Regions from separate parts of the Homo sapiens genome. Here region 1 is linked to region 2. Evidence: read pairs that join two places in POLR2A ChIA-PET (ENCODE). Cell type or tissue: endothelial cell of umbilical vein. All regions are shown on one strand.

Evidence for each region. Peaks named below come from ENCODE experiments on the same cell type or tissue, not always from the same donor. Only the 100,000 strongest peaks of a DNase experiment are listed, where the experiment ranks them.
Region 1: POLR2A ChIA-PET joins it to region 2 with 5 read pairs; 1 of 35 experiments calls an interaction of 5 or more read pairs at or near these places.

Annotation. Positions count from the first base shown.
Region 1 is chr22:32,329,990-32,332,489 of GRCh38, forward strand. The region is part of intron 1 of LOC107985561 (a long non-coding RNA gene); the gene reads right to left. It also overlaps a transcript of SLC5A4 not described here. Among named protein-coding and RNA genes, the nearest start is that of RFPL3, 27 kb to the right of the region's middle. In endothelial cell of umbilical vein, no CTCF peak of the experiment used is centred here; a DNase peak (open chromatin) is centred at 1,512; H3K27ac peaks cover 1,735 bases.
Region 2 is chr22:32,408,003-32,410,502 of GRCh38, forward strand. RTCB (RNA 2',3'-cyclic phosphate and 5'-OH ligase) reads right to left here. Exons shown (of 12, transcript NM_014306.5): 2 at 753-831; 3 at 173-240. Among named protein-coding and RNA genes, the nearest start is that of RTCB, 3.0 kb to the right of the region's middle. In endothelial cell of umbilical vein, no CTCF peak of the experiment used is centred here; no DNase peak of the experiment used is centred here.

The DNA.
Region 1 (2,500 bases), 78 kb before region 2:
CTCTGGTGTGTGTGTTGGGGGCTCTGGTGTCTGTGTGTTGGGGGCTCTGGTCTGTGTGTGTTGGGGGCTCTAGAGTGTGTGTGTTGGAGGCTCTGGTGTGTGTGTGGGGGGCTGTGGTATGTGTGTTGGAGGCTCTGATGTGTCAGGGGGGCTCTGTGCGTATTGGGGACTCTGTTGTGTGTGTGTTGGAGGGCTTTGGTATGTGTGTTGGGCCCTGTGTGTATTGCGGGCTCTGGTGTATATGTTGGGGTCTCTGTGTTGGGGGGCTCTGGTGTGTGTGTTGGGGGGCTCTGGTGTATATGTTGGGGGCTCTGTTGGGGGCTCTGGTGTGTGTGTTGGGGGGCTCTGGTGTATATGTTGGGGGCTCTGTGTTGGGGACTGGTGTGTGTTGGGGGCTCTGTGTATTGGGGCTCTGGTGTGTTGGGGGGCTCTGGTGTATATGTTGGGGACTCTGGAGGCTCTGGGGTGTGTGTGTGTGTGTGTTGGAGGCTCCACTGTGTGTTGGCTCTGGTGTGTATGTGTTGGGGGCTGTGTGTGTCTGTGTTGGGGGCTCTGGTGTGTATGTTTTGGGCTCTGTGTGTGTTGGGGGCTGTGGTGTGTGTGTGTGTGTAGGAAACTGTTGTGTCAGGAAGCTCTGGTGTGTGTGTTGGGGGCTCTGTATTGGGGCTCTGGTGTGTGTGTTAGGGGGCTCTGGTGTGTGTGTTGGGGGCTCTGTGTGTATTGGGGGCTCTGGTGTGTATGTTGGGGGCTCGTGTGTGTGTTGGAAGCTCTGGTGTATGTGTTGGGGGCTCTGGTGTGTGTGTTGGGGGCTCTGGTGTGTGTTTTGGGAGGCTCTGGTGTGTGTGTGTGTGTTGGGGGCTCTGGTGTGTAGGTGTTGGAGGGTCTGCTGTGTAGGAGTGTTGGGGGCTCTCCTGTGTGTGTGTGTGTTGGAGGCCTCTGGTGTGTATGTGTTGGAGGCTCTGGTGTGTGTGTGTTGGGGGCACTGGTGTGTGTGTTGGGGGCTCTGGTGTGTGTGTTGGGGGCTCTGGTGTGTGTGTGTGTTGGAGGCTCTGGTGTGTGTGTGTTGGAGGCTCTGGTGTGTATGTGTTGAAGGCTCTGGTGTGTGTGTGTTGGAGGCTCTTGTGTGTGTTCGAGGCTCTGGTGTGTCTGTGTGTTGGAGGCTCTGGTGTGTGTGTTGGGGGGCTCTGGTGTATGTGTTGGGGGCTCTGGTGTGTGTATTGGGGGCTGTGTGTTGGGGGCTGTGTGTGTGTTGGGGCACCAAGGCACATTGTAGGTGCTCTGGGAGAGCCTCTCCCTGGCTGTTTGACTTTGGACACGTGCTTTGGCCTCTCTGAGCCTGAGTTTCCAGCAAAATGGCAAGAAAAACGCCGCTGGCGAGATGGCGGCACGGGGGAAATGGCCGTGCTCTGCAAACTCCCTCGCGCCCCAGTCAGCTCCCCTGGTCTCCAGGAAATACCAAAATAAAGATCCTGCTTGAGGACAATGAGAATTATTTTGTGCTTTATAGGGCGCCGCATAATCTAAATAATGACACACGGAAACTTTGTTTCCTTCAGGAAGAAGCTGGCGGGCAACCCAGCTATAGTAAAAGGCAAGCGGTGGGGTGGAGATGACAAAGCTATTTGGTGCCAGCTATGCCCAGCGGCTTCTGGCAGACAGGACAGTGCCTGCTGTGTTGCTGGAGCCCACGGATTGTACCTGGGATGGGGACGTGGGCATGGGAAGCAAGGGACATCGCAGGAGCGACAGGCGGAGGGCAGGACACGCAGCCCACATCCGAGGCCAGATCCCATGCCCCTCGGCTGCCCTGATCCTCTCGCGGCTTCCAGACCCCATTCGCCCTGGGGTTCCTCCTGCCACGGGTGGGGGCTGCTCCTCCCCAGGCCCATTGCAGTGGTCTCTCGGGGCATCTCAAACTCAAGACACTCCATGCTGCTGAGCCCAAAGCCACATCTGCCCCAAGGTCCCCATCTTGGAAAATCTCCCAGGCTGCTCAGCCCAGGGGCCCAGACATCCTCCTTGGACCCCCACCTCCTTCTCAGCCCCCACCCCAGGCCCTGGCCAATCCCATGGACTCCACTCCCTGGTGCCGGCCCCTCCCCACCACCACCCTCGGCCAAGCCGCAGACATGGCTGCAGCTCGTGAGACAGTGGCAGCCTCTCCGGTGGACTCCCAGCTCCCTTCCCAAAGGCAAGTGCCTCCTGTCACTCTCCTCGAGGGCACCCTTGTCCCTGGACTAAGAAGCCCACATCTCACCATGGCCCTGCACAGTCAGACCTACTTGCATCTGCCACCCGTCCCCTCCTGCACTTCCTCCCCCACACTCATGCCACCTGACTGCCCTTCAGATGGATGGATGTGCGGCTGTCTCTGCCTCAGTGCCTCTGCACATGCTATTTCCAGTGCCTGGACCACTTACTTCCCACTTCCTCCCCTGGTCTCTTCCAACTCCGACAGGCTCATTCCTTTCCATCCTACAGATCCCAGCTGCCCCGAGAG
Region 2 (2,500 bases):
TCTTGGTCTCTCAAAGTGTTGCGGGTGGCATGAGCCACTGAGCCTGGCTTCATGGTTATGTCTGGCTGTCCAAAGGTCATTGTCTAAATGACACCACTATCAGGCATGGCCATTCATCCATTCAATGGACTTTAAGAAATATAAATGATTAAAGTTCTGAACTCTGACTCACATGAACAATTCCAGGCAGGGCTGCCACATTGCCAATCTGTTTCATGGCTGGCAGGAAGCCACCAACACCTGAAGACAAAAATTGGGTATTAGAAAAGACAACACACTTGATTTTTAGCATGAATTATATTCATGTTTTTAGACTGTATAACGTGAAGAGGTAGTCATTAGGGCTACTAAGACAACAAAGCCTAGAAGGATGTTTGAGATGCAAGATGGAAGGGAGCTCCTTTTAGAGTCACTGTAAGTATTGCATGAGATAATCTCTGCAAAGCACCTAGTAACATGCCTGGAATATAGTAAGTGCAAAACAAATGGTAGGTCACTTGCTATTATTGTTCAAGGTTAGCTGAGAAACAAGTTCTACCCAGCTTCAAATTCCAGATGGAGCTTCAAATCCGTTCTATAACGCCAACTGGCTGACAATGTGATCACAAATAAGTAAGTGCTTTTGGTCTTACTTTTAAGTTGTAATCACTCCTTGACAATATTTCAGAATTATAATTATTTGAGTTGCCACTTTTTCAGGCCACAGGGAAGGCACTACCGTACTAACACAAGTGAAACTCTAATGTACTTACCACCACCTCGACAGGCATTCCTTAATTCCTCAAACATCAATTTCTCCAGAGCATCATTCACATAGAAAACACCTTCAACCTAGTACCAAGGAAAGTGAAAAGCAATGTCTGAGTACATGCGCGGCAAGTGTAGGCACTGGACAGAATGCACTGTATGCAATATTTACTGTGCTTTACTCTTTACCAAACACTTTCACGTTACCTTAAGCACACAGAAAACTTCCTATCAAAGACTACGAGCTGCTCCCATCGGAAAATATACCTTAAGAAAAATTCTGCAATGTTCACAAATTGTTTTGTTTATTCTCATACCCTCAAAACCACATTTAAGAATTCAACAGATTCAGCATCTTTTTGTGATAAAGAAAAATCTTCCAACTATACTCTCACAAAGCCCAAAGGTCTTAATCCTCAAGCTTCAAAAATATCAATGGTTTTTTGAAAATTAAAAAAAAAAACCAAATGAATCAAAAAGTCCAATTCTAAACATAAAACGTAGTCATCTAACCTAGTATGTTTATTCTGTGTTTAAGCCAATAGCAAATTACATTTTATTGTGCTCTAGTGGTGACTTACAAATCTCTAGTTAGGTAAATAGTGAGAAGAAAAATTTAACATGCAGCTACGTAGTTGTGTGCTCAGTTCTGAAAGCTATATAATTTTTTAAAAAATCTATAATTTTAAAGCTTGACAATAGAGGCAGCACACAGAAGGCAATGGACGACATACTTATGTAACACTAAAGAGCAGAACATTTTTATCACAGGTCAAATATTGTGAAAGAGCTGTCCAGTAATGGAGAACCAAAGATTTAACACTTAATCAATTGAATGTAGTTTTTATCAGAAAGATGACTTCATCACCATTGCATAAATAACAATTTAATACCCACTGATGGAAAATATTTCCAGTATAATTTCTTAAGGGTCACATTTATTAATTCACCAAACATTAACTGAGGATTTACTATGCATGAAGCACTGTCCTGGGCACTAGGGGAGATAGAAAGAATATAAGATCTTCCTTTCAAGGAGCTCCCAGTACACAATACAGCTCTTATATACTTTTGTTTTTTTTTTTTGAGACTGAGTCTTGCTCTGTCACCCAGGCTGGAGTGCAGTGGCATGATCTCGGCTCACTGCAAGCTCTGCCTCCTGGGTTCACGCCATTCTCCTGCCTCAGCCTCCCGAGTAGCTGGGACTACAGGTGCCCGCCACCACGCCCAGCTAATTTTTTGTATTTTTAGTAGAGACGAAGTTTCACGTGTTAGCCAGGATGGTCTCGATCTCCTGACCTCATGATCCGCCCATCTCAGCCTCCCAAAGTGCTGGGATTGCAGGCGTGAGCCACCGCACCCAGCCAGTACAGCCCTTATATTCTGATAAGAATATCAGAGTGCAATGAAGCAAGTGCCATAACATTAAGTACACAGTGCTATGGAAGAATCTGATGAGGAAGTGCCTCAACAGTCTAGGGAGCTGGGAGAGGTTTCACAGAGATCCTGTAGAGCTGGTTCTTTGAAGACAAGAGACATCACTGGCGCAGCAGAACATCTAGGAACTAAACGCAAAAATGACGTAAAGATGGGAAGGGAGTGTTTTAAGGGAATAAAGAGAAATTTTTAGTCCAACATGTGGGTCTTGGGGGAGAAATGGAGATTTAGTAACAGATGATTATCTGTGTGAAATTCACTGCTCTCATATGGAAGCACAATTCACGCTTAGAAGTCAATAGCGTTTTAAGAGCAA